Linked DNA regions of Homo sapiens: region 2 is linked to region 1. The links are chromatin contacts, found by Hi-C or POLR2A ChIA-PET in ENCODE. All regions are on one chromosome and are shown on one strand. Each heading gives the region's core, a stretch centred on a gene start or an enhancer-like site at or near the end of the contact. The rest is flanking DNA. Distances are from core to core; before and after follow the strand shown.

The links. A loop is a pair of places that touch in the nucleus more often than their neighbours do. ChIA-PET counts read pairs that join two places held with the same protein, here RNA polymerase II (POLR2A). Pooled maps may share reads with other maps.
Region 2: a pooled map shows a loop between it and region 1 (2.3-fold over the local background). The contact joins two enhancer-like sites. A Hi-C loop is called at or near these places in 3 of 168 maps with a recorded cell type or tissue (CD4-positive, alpha-beta T cell, body of pancreas and ovary) and 3 of 50 pooled maps. POLR2A ChIA-PET finds 5 or more read pairs at or near these places in 4 of 52 experiments (BJ, CD4-positive, alpha-beta memory T cell, H1 and 1 more).

The regions. Positions count from the first base shown.
Region 1 is chr7:107,782,612-107,789,494 of GRCh38, forward strand. It overlaps SLC26A3 (solute carrier family 26 member 3), which reads right to left. Exons shown (of 21, transcript NM_000111.3): 7 at 4,746-4,898; 8 at 4,216-4,298; 9 at 594-741; 10 at 369-482; 11 at 186-263. Among named protein-coding and RNA genes, the nearest start is that of SLC26A3, 17 kb to the right of the region's middle. Within about 2 kb of position 3,541, at least 4 of the 41 ENCODE cell types and tissues checked have a DNase peak (open chromatin) inside an H3K27ac peak, as active enhancers do.
Region 2 is chr7:107,853,700-107,860,582 of GRCh38, forward strand. It overlaps LOC105375444 (a long non-coding RNA gene), which reads right to left. Exons shown (of 3, transcript XR_927850.3): 3 at 2,780-3,417. Among named protein-coding and RNA genes, the nearest start is that of DLD, 34 kb to the right of the region's middle. Within about 2 kb of position 3,557, at least 9 of the 41 ENCODE cell types and tissues checked have a DNase peak (open chromatin) inside an H3K27ac peak, as active enhancers do.

The sequences.
Region 1 (6,883 bases), core at 2,291-4,790:
CATTCAGAACATGTTGCCAGGGAAAAAGAAATATTTTTGGCTCATACAGAGTATTGGCTAAGAAGAGTACTTGAGAGTTTGTCATTACCTCATTTCCCCTAGTTTAGTTTGTGCTTTCAGAATTTAAGAACCGGGGTCCTTGATTTACCACTAAAAGTAGAGATGCTATCCAAAGACAGTGTTACCTTTTGTAGAGGCGCCAGGAGAAATCCAATGGCTAGAACGACAATCAGCACGATGATGGCACCAATAAGCCCAGCAATCTGTGAGGATAAAAAAATTATCATCACCAACTCAACTTTTCCCCTGGCTTGAATTTCCTAGTTACTAACGCTAGGACAGTGCTTGCAGCAAAGATCTTGACATACCTGTGTTTTGCCTCCTGTGCTCTCCTGAACTGCTGATCTGGAGAGGGCAGTACTCCCAGCAAATCCTCTGAATACTCCACAGACTATGTTACCCAGTCCCAAGGCTATTAACTCCTGACAGGAAGACAAGAATGAACCTTTTTCAGAAGTGGCACCATTGATATTATGTGTGCAAAATATTATTTAAAGTTGCCCAGTGAGACCCAGTGTAGTTTGTTTACTTACCTGATTGCCATCAAGTGGATAATCGTATTTGAGGGAATAGACGCTGGCAACTGAAAAGGCCACTGCAAATGCAACCATTGCGATGCCGAAGCAATCTCCTACGGTGTTTTGGAAAGTCTCCACGTCAGGTGTAATAGGGGGCTGAAATCTAAAATTGAAATTAAGCAAGTCTGAATGTCACCAACCAATTTATAAACTGATATAACCATTGGGCAAATCAATGAATGAATGCAATCTAGGCTGAGTTGTGTCTCACTTTGGAGTATGATTAACGAGAATTTAGCTCCACTAACAATTTTGCAATCTGCTTTCTTAATGCTGAAAAGCAACACTGCCTGAATTTGGTAAAAGACTGCAAATTCAATCCAAGGATAGTGGTAAATCAGATATGATTTTGCCAGTAAAACCACACTATAATGTGCGTGTGTATTCTTATAAGCTTCCTGCAAAATGTCTTCTATTCCACTTGTATTGTTACACTGGGCTGCAAAGCATCACTCAAAATGCTCCCAATAGTTATCCATACATGAAGTCCTTTGAGCAAACACAATTGTGAGACAAGGAAAGCAAAAAAGTCTTCTTTCCATTGATAATAATAACCTTTCATGGAAAACTCCTGGCAAAGAGATGGGCCTTGGACTCTGCCCTGCACTTCACAGAAATGCTAGAGACAACCATGACCCTAATGGAGAGTGGATTTCTCTTTAAGGTGATATATGTCAGAGAAACCTTCAACTCACAGGGCGTACTTCTGTGCTTAAGCCTCATGAATGTAGACCAGTTCAATTATATTTACTAATTGTATCATAAAAGGTGCATGTATCTTAAACTCAACATCAATTTACTAAAATGTTCCACTCCTATAAGCATATATTTCTGACATCAGACTTATTGGAAGTGGGTTAATTAGGTCCAATCAACTCTTTCTGAATTGCTGTTCCACATTTTGTGAATATCTATGGTAATACATTTTTATCTCTAATTTTGAAGAAGTACTATTATACCATAATTTTGAAGAAGTACTATTATATCTGATGCCATTATAAATCCAAAAGTTAGCTTGGAATGTTTTTGTTTTTTAATAACCAGGATCTTATTATTCTTTTGTTCTGGTCTCTGAACACCATAGACAGAATGATGTGATGAAGATTTACAGTCTAAAGACTTGGGTTCATTTCCTGGCTCTGCCACTTGCCCTTCCCAAGTCACAATTTCCTCATTTGTAGAGTGAGGATAATAAAACTTGTTCTCTGTTTTTTTGAGATGGGGTCTCCTCTTTCCCAGGCTGGAGTGCACAGCTCACTGCAACCTCCACTGTCCAGGCTCAAGAGATCTCCCCACCTCAGCCTCCCAAGTAGCTGGGACTACAGGTGTGTGCCACCACGCCCAGCTAATTTTAGTATTTTTAGTAGAGACAGGGTTTTGCCATGTTGGCCAGGATGGTCTCGAACTCCTGACCACAAGTGATTCACCCGCCTCGACCTCCCAACGTGCTGAGATTACAGACGTGAGCCATGGCGCCCGTCCTTGTTCTCTTTTCTTCACAGTTTAGTGGGAGGGTCAAATAATAAATGCAAATACTATTTACACACTGTAAAACACAAAGTGCCTGTTAGCTATTATTATAGGATCCCTCTGGAATCTGAATATACTCCTTGTGTTTCCTTTACTGTTTCAATGAGCACTTTTCTTCAGCCAAATTATTTGTATTTAGTGTATGAGACTTTGCAAAATAACTACTAAGGTGGCATAGTCATGAACAGTAGGTTAGCAATAATTAATAATCACTACCTTCCAGTTATAGTCTATTTGCAATCAACAAAAACTTAAAATACCTACTCAATCATCACCCAGAAAAAAAAATGGAGCATAAAAAGCTCAAGTGCTTGCTACCTAATTTAGGTGTTAAACTAGTTAACAATAGTAGTGTAATTTGAACATTTATTGTAAGTCAGGCACTTAAGCATGTTACATGTATTAACTCACTCAACTCTTAAAAGAATCCTACTTGATAGCTATTATTTTTAGCCTCATATTTACAGCCAAGAACATTGAGGCACAGAGTTTTTGGTAATGTGCTCAAGCTCAAAAAGTGAGTCAGAATCAAATCTCAGGTACTCTGCCTCTAGAACACTGGAGCTTACCTACTAGGTTACACTGCCACTCTATTGAACGTAATGGTTACCCGTTGCCACACCCTACACACTGTGGAGAGAGGTACACTGACATTGAAAATACATTCACTAAATAAGACTGTTGTTGAGGTATTTAAGGTGTAACTCAGTGATCTTAAGTTTATCTTTTATTTTCCAAGCCCTTCTGACAAGATCCTGTTTGGTTTTGCAAGTATTCATTTTTTCTATTTGGTTTATGTCTCCCAAGACATTTAAGTAAAGTGAAATCACTTCAAAGTGGCAGAATAGAAGGAAACCCTAGAAACAGTCTTTCAGTTTCAGCCTAATTTCCACTTTAAAACTTTAAAAATTAAAAGTGATGCTTGAGATTCGTGAAATGTAACACACGAAGATCTGGTAATAAAAAAAATGTTTTTTCTTTAAAAAAATAAAAAGTACATATATTTGCCTTTAAAAGAATTTGGCTGTTTTAAAGTAAAAAAAATACATATAAATGCTGATTTCTCGAATTCTCAAATATTTCTTAAGCATAGAGAGGGAGAGAAGTCTTTTAAAAAAACAAAACAAAACAAAACAAAACAGGAAAACACCTTTTCCTTGGTAAGTTGGAAGAAACTGATTCTGTGGTTAGAAGAAACAACACAAAATGATCTTCCTTCTCAATCCACTGAATGTAATGAAATACATTTTAAAATTCTTGTACAAACTGGACTTCTCATCCTTTTGCAGTGGGAAAAGTTGCTCTGCCCTTGTTTTGAATCTGATCGGGAGAAAGGACAGAGTGTGCCTATCTGGACTGCTCACGTGGAGTGCCTGTGTTCCTTCAGTGTCTTCTTTGAACTTTCAGAACTTGGCTCCAGTAACTTCAAACAAAGCATTACATATTGTTTATAGTAATTTATGGACAAGGAAATCTGGTTTCACTTGATGTTTCTTTAAGAGGAGAAGCAGTTTACTTTGCCTATTTTTCTTTATGGTATTATTTATATATTTTTAAAAAAACAAGAGATGGGGGTCTTGCTGTGTTGCCCAGACTGGTCTTGAACTCCCGGGCTCAAGTGATCCTCTCACCTTGGCCTCTCAAATTGCTGGGATTTCAGGCATGAGCCACCGGGTCTGGCCTTACTTTGCTTATTTTTAGACTTTCACTACTTTGCTAACTTTTACTTTCCTGTGAGTTTCTACTGGTCTGTGTCCCTGCTTGTCTTGTTTGTGAGTTCTTCCACAAGGAGAAGCCTTCTGATATTAAGAACTGCATTCACTGTGGGGAGGCGAAAAAAAAAAAAAAAGAACTGCACACCCTGCCTTTCTTTGTAGCACCTTCCTAGAAGGAAAGCAGTGAGCCTTCCTTAGGGATGCAGGGTGCAGGGAGGATTCTGATGAGGGTTACCTGCAGGCTGAACTGCAGTTCGGATTGTACCTCTCCTGTCACTACTGCTAACTCTCTGCTTAGTGCATGGTGATGCCATCATCGAAGACACACTTACCCAGGATTCATGTCCCCAACCACAGCCACTTTAAACCTGTTTTTAAAGTCACAGCCGTAGGATACACCTGCTGCAATCACGGTCTGCAAAGTTGCAAATGGCCCAAGTTAGAAATGTGAGATGCAAGTAAGAGTCTTGCTTTGAAGAAAAATAAATTGCCAAAACCCACTTCTGTACCTGTTAAGTAAGAACTCCAGCCCAGGCTTTGTTACTTTTTAAGAAATTCGGAGGCAATTCTAACATGCCGCCAGGATTGAGAACCACAGCTAAATTCAAATGGCTCTAACACGACATTTTGTCAAGGGTCTTGCTCTCTGCACTATCCTTGTCTCACGTGGAAAAAATTAACTCAAAATCATAAGAGGAAGTTATTAAATTCTGAATGAAAATAAAACCATGCTAAACATTATGCCCGAAAACTGCAGAGATGGCCTCTGCCCCACTAAAACTTCCTGAGCTACAAATGGTGAAGGACTTACAACATATAAACAGTAGAGTAGCTATGACAGAGTCTGAAAATGATCAATTACCATAATGAATTCGATTGGAATGGGCACTGGAAGTTTGTCTTTGAAGCGCTGATTTATTTCTTTAACAATGGATACAACCAAAAGGACAATCAGAGCTGTCACCAGGTCTGCAATATTAGTCTTCTCTATTTGTGAGAATACAGAGTATAGTACCTACAATTATAAAAACAAAAACCACCAAAGCCCTATATTAATGCACAATTTGGATACAACGCATCTCCAAACAAATAAAAATAAACATGGAAGCAAAAAGACTGATAGAGACTGATAGTGATTTCCTGTATTGCCCCGGTTTAATTGTGAATGTGAAATTGTAGAGAGTAGCGATGGAGATATGAGAAGAGTAAGTTAGCATAGTGTAGGTGGCACACTAGTTTAAGAATGCTTCTGGCATTTTTGCTGGGAATCTCTTTGGCTAGTGTCAAATTTTGTTGGATACTTTTCACATTTTTACCACTGGTCTTCTGCCCTTATTAGGTCTCTTTGGTCGTCATTTTTTATTTCACAGCCATCACTACTCTGTCCAGGGAATAACTTCTGATCTTTGATAGTTTTGCTTAGTATGCTCAATTCCTGGCCCTCTTGGGGGGTTTACACCCCCTCATATTTCTTAGCTGACTCTCTATGTCACTTTTGGAAAATAGTTTTCTGGCTAACTGTGCACTATGCATGTGCACATACTTCTTGAAGCTAGTTGGGTTCCATATCCACTTACCCCAAAAAGCTCAAGCAGGCCAAAACTGGATCCCAAATTGCTTCTAGAACACTCCACTTTTGGAATACCTCTGGATGAAAGAGAGTGTTGGTTCCAATTTGGAGCAAGTTCTGTCTCAACTCCCAAAAACTTTTGGGAGTCGTTAAAAATCAAACACATCTACCATCGAGCTAATGTTAACAACAAAAATTAAGTAACACTTCTCCTATATTTGACTCAAGTATTTTCAAAAAAATAATCTATGTTATTAAAAGCTTTACCATTTTGTCCCAAGTTTTAAAACTAAGAACACTATCTGTTCTACTTTGCATCCTCTGGAGGAGGGGAGAACTGCTGCCCTATCTACATAGTGGTAAATGTTCTTTTGTTTTCTAAACAGGATGCAAAAAGACCCAAGAACTTCAATTCTAAAAGAATGAGACATGCTTTTCAAGAAACAGGAAAACATCATAACTCAATTAGCAAATTTCTTTCAAAATAAGATTTTAAGAAACAGTTTAAAACTTGGGACAAAATGGTAAAGCTTTTAAAACATAGACTTTTTTTTTCCTTTTGGAAAGTACTTGAGTCAAATCTAAGAGAAGTGTTACTTAATTTTGTTGTTAACATTAGCTGTATGGTAGATGTGGTTGATTTTCAGTATTGTTCCCTTGCTACTTTTTCTTTTCTTTCGTTTCCTTTTTTCTTTTCTTTTCTTTTTCTTTTTTCTTTTCTTTTTTTTTTTTTTTTTGAGACTATGTCTCGCTCTGTTGCCCAGGCTGGAGTGCAGTGATGCAATCATAGCTCACTGCTGCCTCTAACTCTCTGGCTCAAGAGATCCTCTGCCTCAGCCTTCCAAAAAGCTGGGACTGCAGACATGCACCACCATGCCCGGCTAATTATTTTATTTTTTGTAAAGGTGAGGTTTCACTTTGTTGCCCAGGCTGGTCTTGAACTCCTGGGTTCAGGTGTCAAGTGATCCTCCTACCTCAGGCTCCCAAAGTGCTGGGATTACAGGTATGAGCCATCATGCCTGGCTTTACTTTCTTTTTCTTTTCTTTTCTTTTTCTTTTTTTTTTTTTTGAGACAAGAGTCTCACTGTGTTGCCCAGGCTGGAGTGCAGTGGCGTGATCTCAACTCACTGCAAGATCCGCCTCCTGGGTTCACACCATTCTCCTGCCTCAGCCTCTGGAGTAGCTGGGACTACAGGTGCCTGCCACCATGCCCGGCTATTTTTTTTTTTTAATTTTTAGTAGAGACGGGGTTTCACTGTGTTAGCCAGGATGGTCTCGATCTCCTGATCTCGTGATCCGCCCGCCTCGGCCTCCCAAAGTGCTGCTTTCTTTTTTAATATGAAAAAATTTTACAAACTGTAGGTAAACCCCATGGCAAAGGCATTAAAGGAAAGCTCTCTAAAAACACAGTAGTGAGTTTCATGTATTTC
Region 2 (6,883 bases), core at 2,307-4,806, 71 kb after region 1:
AATTTTTAAAAAATCCTTTAAAATTCATAAGTTCTAAATCTGCATAGAAACATATACAGATATAGCTATCCAAAGCATTCTCACTTTAAACTTTTGTGAGACCTCACAAAGAAATTATAGAGTTTTCTAGACTCAAAATCACGAAACGTCTGGCATCCTTTGCTGTCAAGAACCGTACAAGAATCACCCTCACTTATTGAGATGCTGTTATCTGTTCCAACCAAGGAATTCCAGACGTTAACAAACGCAGAGAAGGACCTGGGAAGCAGAGGCAGCTGAGGTGGGGCTCACTGAGAAGATGTCTTAGGGTTTGGGGGTGTTCCTACCCTTGCACTCATCAACCATGTACCCCCGAACATCACCTCTTCCTGAACTAGGGGACCGGAGGTCATTTTACAGAGATTGCTGTAATGGTTCATTCTGTGGGCAGGTGTGATTGGGCAGGTAGGGGAGAGATGGTGAATTGGAAAGACATGTTGAACTGAGTCTGAATTAGTTTCTTTCTTTTGCCCCTGATGAAGATGGAAATGGGTTTCCTCTTTGCCTTTTCACACAAGTGCTGCAGACAACGTCTGTGATTGCACCAACTCCTGGTGCCTCACCCAGAGCATCGCCTCCCCAGATGTTATTCATCCTTGTGTTTTCTCCTGGCCTGAAAGGAGACAGCTTTGACTCTCCAGGAGATGGGAAACTAGTTTTCTACTAAATTCCCATTCTAGCCTACAAATTCCTATCAGAACAACAGCCCCCCACTAACTGGATTGTTGTTACGCCTCCACTTTACTCTGTGACACCTGCAGACATCTCTATATTGTACTTTTTCCCAATGAATTAAGATCACAAGAGGATATATGCTTTTCACAATTTGCCTCTGTGTCTTAGTGCAGTGTACATACTATTGTGAAAATATAGATGTAGCTGGGTGTTTGTGTTGGCTCTAAACAAACCAGTTCTTGCAATCCTGGCCAGTTTCCACCTGTGTCTACATATCCCTCAAATACAAGAACAATGCATAGCCCAAAATCAGCCTGTGTGATAGATGCAATCTGGGGAAGGTGAAGTTAACTTATGATGCAAAAAGGCAGAATGGAAAGCCATGGTTGGCAAGATGATGACAAAAGCTAAATAAATGTCCTTGACCTAGAACTACAGAGAAGATGTTCTCTGGGAAGACTTGTGAGTGCACGTCTCAAATTTCGAAACTCTGATCTTCCTTGCCAACCCCTACCCCACCTCTATTCCCCTCCAAAGCCCTAAATATAAATCGCTATGTCTTCTTTCACAAAATAGAGACCAAACTCCTCGTCAGGCACAGAATATACAAGGCTTTTCTTTGGTCTAGACTCTCTACCTTTCCAGCTTCCTCTTCAGTTATCTCCCTCTCATAATCCATGCTCCAGTCAAAGTGAGTTATTGTCCTCATCCTCCATTATGCTGTGTCTTACCCCCAACACCCCCAGGTCATGTTCCCTCTCCACTAGACCCTTTCCTCCCTGCTTCACGTGGTGGAGAGTCTTTGGCACGTGTTGACTCATGTCCTCTGGATCCTCTCCAAATGTGTGAGGACATTCCTCACTTGTGAGCCTTGTTGGGAGACAGTGCTTGTCTTCCTTTACAGAAGTTGAAAAGACCCAGCACTCAATCTGCCGCTACCTTGGCAGATAAGATGTGGGGAGATAGCCTTGGCTTGGTCCATCAGCTGCACCTATTAGCAATATTGAATCTGGAAGTAATGATACAAACAAGCAGGGCAAGGAAGACTCCCTTTGGCCGTGGTGGTTGGCAGGAGTGAGGGGGGCAGCAGCATGTGATTTCCAGCAGCCAGTCTGTGATGCCACACCACCAATGGCATCCTCACCTCACTGGCACCACTTTCCCAAATCTTGTTCTCCATGTTTCCTAGAAATTGTATGATCATCTGATAGTCTCTCTATACATTCTCTGCTTAAAATGGCCAGTCTGTTTCTGTCACTTGCAATGAAGACTCTGACTGGCTGGGCACAGTGGCTCATGCCTGTAATCCCAGCACCTTTGGAAGGCCAAGGTGGAAGGATCCCTTGAGGCCAGGAATTCAAGATCAGCCTGGACAACATAGCAGACCCCATCTCTACCAAAAAACAGCTGGGCATGATGGTGCATGCCTGTAGTCAAAGCTACTAGGGAGGCTGAGGCAGGAGGATCACTTGAGCCCAGGAGTTTGAGGCTGCAGAACAAGACCCTGTTTCTTAACAAAAAGAAAGCCTTTGATATACCTGGCCAGTTTCTATTTGTCTTTTGAGACTCCTCTCAGTGACTATTTTCTTGGAAAGCAGTGCTCATCCCTGCCCCACTCCTAGCCAGTGTTTCTCCTATAGACTCCCATAAAAGTCTGGTCCATTCTGGCTCAGCGTTTATGCTGACATTAATAGCATTAGTCATATTATTAATGCTGACATTAATCACAGCATTTATTAACACTGTGTCAGGACCTGCCACTAACTCACTTGTCCCCCTTCTGGGCTGTAAGTTCTTGAGGACACAGACTAGGTTTTGCCCCTCTCTATCCCTAGAACCCAGAACAGTATGTTAACATGGCATGCAGTAATAGCATTACAGCAACAGTACTAATACCAGTAATAACAATAACTTTTATTGAGCACCTATTATGTGCCAAGGTGCAGAAAAAAATGCTTATTTGATAAATAATGTACACTGAAAATTGCTCACCGAATATTTTTGAATACTTTCATACTCACAGAGTATTTTTGTATTTTGAATACAGGCAACCCTGAGGAAAAATTGGTACATCCCACTTCACCAATTAATTCCCTTTTCATTTTCTCTCTCTTTTCTCCTTCTGGATATGTCTCTTGTGTTCCGCTCTTGCCCTCAAATAGATGTTATTTAATACCTAGAAAGATGAATAGCAGTGGCTACAGTGTTAGTTGCTAGTGACTGCGCTTGCCTTTCAGAAGAAGCTTCTTATAGTGTGAAAAGTTTTCAGAAGGAATGAGGTCTTTATTGTGGAATGCCTTACAGTAGGCCATACTTGTTTTTATAGCTTGGGTGCAGGAGCTGGAAATAGAGGGAGAATGCCTATGTACAAGTGTGCGAAGGAGAGGGAGAAGCTGCTCTCACCCCACTCCTGACTTCTTGTCTGCTCTCTTCTCAGCAAAGTCCTCTTCTGGGGTCTTCCTAGGCCTCACAAAGCTGCTCCCCAGGCCTTGGCCAACCACCTTCCCTGGAGCAGGCTCTCGGTGAGAAAACCTCATGGAGAGAAGAGGCCAGGAGTCCATGGCCACTCCTGTTTACTTTCCCATTCCCATCCTGCATGTTCCTGCCTCCTGCCTGAGTGAACACAGATTGACATGCCCTCTGTGAATGGCTGCAGACCCTTGTTCCAGTTCAGCTCTGTCCAGCACCTGTCATATGTATTACCTGAAAGAAAAACCTGAGATCAGCAGAAGATCCTCAGAGCAGACAAAAATTTTTCTTAAAAACAACAAGACAAGTGAAAAACAGGACAAGGGTGGGGACAGGACAACAGCAGGCTGCACCCAGAGAGTGCACCCAGGTCATCGGCTGTTCTTCATTTCTGACTTCCTGCTGGCTGTCCTGTGAGGTTGAGGTTACGTGGTTAGAGAAAGCCGGTTACTTGTTTCAAAACAAACAAAGTCCTCAAATCCTTTGAACAGCTAAAGGAATAGAGCACTCCTTGAATATGTATTCTTTCATATCCTCTGAACAGATCTTTATTTACAAGGAAGGCTGGTCTTGGCTGGAAAAATGGTAGTCAGATGTAGATCAAAATGATAATCTCAGAACACAGCACCAAGTGTCTTTTGCATGGGCCATGGGACTTAATGTCTTGATAGAACAGAGGATGTCAAGGAGAAAAAACTGAAGGCCACAAGAAAATGTGAATTTTTTAAATAGTTTACTCTGGTTGGAGGTTTGCCATATTCCTGACTCAACTTTATAATGTTTCCCATTTCTAAGCCAAATGGCTCAGAAGTGTGGCTGGGGTGTGACCTTGACCAGGTACAACCATGGCAATGAGTCTCTATTCTTTTTACTTTGGAATCCAACCAACACGTTAAAGCTCTTTGAATGTGGGTATCATATGAGTCAGTGCATGTGTGCTGACTGCCTGCTGTCCTCATAACACAAAGTGGAGTGGGGGCTATGGAGGCTACTGGATTATTTCCGTCAGTGTATACAGCAAAACTAAATTAATCCCCAAGTTTAGGCTTTTTGACCTCGAGTATCAAGACTAGTTTACTTGCATTGTGCAAATTAGTCACCAACCTACTTTGTATTATAGAGAGTTTTAAACTTTTGTGTATTTCTCCAGATTTGCATCAATGAGATTTTTGAAGTCAGCTTTTAAAATAAATACTAAAATGTAACTGCTTTTGGGATTCTTTTTCTTTATCCACCACACCACGAAAGTAGTAAGTTCCAACACTTCTCACCATTTGCAGTGCCACAATCTGGTTCAAGTCACCGTCAGCTCCCCCTTCAACACTGAGGAAGCCTCCAGGCCCATCTCCTGCCTCCAGTCTTATCCCACTCTCCTCCCTGTCAAGCACAGTCCATACAACACGCAGCAGGCAGAGGTATCTTTACCAGGTGTAAATCAGGTTACATAACTCTCTGGTTTAAAACTCTCCAAGGCTTCCTCTTACAACTAGAGAAAAACTTACCCTCCAGTCTTGGCCTACCAAACCCGCCTGATTGGGCTCCTTCATGGCTCTCCCAAGTGACCCACAACTTGCTTCCTGGTCCTCAGCACTCCAGTCCCTTCAGCTTTCTATCTCTTGAACGAATGCACCAAGCTCAGCCCTGCTCTGGGCCTTTGCACTTGTTCCTCCTTCTGCTGCGTGCCTCTTGCCTAGATCTTTGCACGGCTGTCCCCCTCTCATTATCTGGGTCTCAATTCACATCCACTCAACAAACCACTCTAGATAAATCAGCACTCTCTGCCCACTTCTTTTTTTTGTTGAGATGGAGTCTTGCTTGTCACCCAGGCTGGAATGCGGTGGTGCAATCTCGGCTCACTGCAACCTCTGCCTCCCGGGTTCAAGTGATTCTCCTGCCTCAGGCTCTGGAGTAGCTGGGACTACAGGCGCCCGCCACCACGCCCAGCTAATTTTTTGTGTTTTCAGTAGAGACGGGGTTTCACCGTGTTGGCCAGGATGGTCCGGATCTCCTGACCTCGTGATCTGCCCACCTCGGCCTCCCAAAGTGCTGGGATTACAGGCGTGACCCACTGCACCCGGCCTCTCTGCCCATTTCTACCACTCTCTCATTATCCTATTAGAGCCACGTCTGGCACTTAGCAGGACTTAAAACTAAATTATTTTAAAGCCCTGTTTATGTGTTTTTTGCTTGTTTTCCCCCAACCCACAAACCAGCCCAATATGAGAACATGAGCTCATTGAAGGCAGGAACTCAGATCCTTGCGGTCCCTGCTGTTCCCACTCCTGTCCCCCCATACCTGGAGCAGTACCCAGCCTAATACATATTTATTGACTATCTGATAACTTAACAAATTTAACATTCAGTAAAATTTACCCGATAAATGAACGAATGATTAGGGAACCACATGCATGACTCTCAACTACATAGTGTAAAGTTCCACCTACATGGCATTCTGGAAAAGACAAAACCATAGGGATAAAAAATAGATCAGTAGTTACCAGAAACTGGGTTTGGGATGTTAAGGGCTGACTATAAAGGGACATAAGGGAACTTTTTTGGATGATGGAACCCTTCTATATTTTGTTTCTGATGGCAGTTTCGTGTTAAAAATCATAGAATTGGTTGGCTAAACAGGATAAATTGTGTGTACGCAAGTTATACCTCAACAAACTGGATTTTATTTAATTGCCTGACAGATCTTTCACTTACCCTGGAATAAGCACCGAATGGTTTGTAGAAACGCTCTCATATTGGCCCTTTGTGAACAATCTCCATGTACACATATTCTGAGTGCAGAAACCCCGGGAGCAGCATGGTGGAGTAGAAAAGTATGAGCTGGGCATTAGACGGGCTGGGGTTTGAGTTTTGGCTTTGTTGCTTGTGTACTTCAGTTAGGATTTCTTAGTTGCAAGCAGCCCAGAACAGCTCTGGCCAGCCTCACCATGCCTTGGCTATGATAAAAGCCATAAAGAGGAATGGCACCGCTCCTTGATGCTTGTTGGCAGCAGGTACCTGGAATTATGCTCCCACCAAGACTGCATGCATGGGAGGGATGGGATTCCCCCAGAGAAAACCAGGGTGCTCTTAGGATGCTAGGCAGCCCAAACCAACAAACATCTAATGTATTGTGTGACCTTACATAACCTCTCTGAATCTCAATTTCCTCATACTTAATACCTACCTCTTAGAGTTTTAAGAATTTAACAAGATAACTATGTAGAAGGCCTAGAACATAATGTTGCTTTATAAATGTTATTTCTCTTTTCTTCTTCCTTTTGGTCTACATGTCTGAAACGTCTACCTCTAAGCACTCCTAAATTCAGTTAAAAGCTTAGTAATTTATCTACCTCTCCAAGCTAGAAGTCAGGAGTGAGTGTCAGTCGATTTTCTCATTGTTTTCACCTCCTAAATAAAGCATATACATCTCTCCTGGACTATTACATAAGTTTTACAACTGATCCACCTGCCTCTCCTCTCTGACTCTCTCTGCCGCTCTCCCTGAGGCAGTATAATATAATGACAAAGTGCATGGACCCTGGAGCCAAACCAACTGCCTCTAAATCTTGGCTTTGCTCCTTAACTACCATACAACCTCAATCAAGTTGCACAATCTTAGTGTGCCTGTTTCGTCATGTGTAAATTGGGGATAATATTCCTACCTCAAAGAGTTGTTCGGGGATCAAGTGATTTACTATACGTA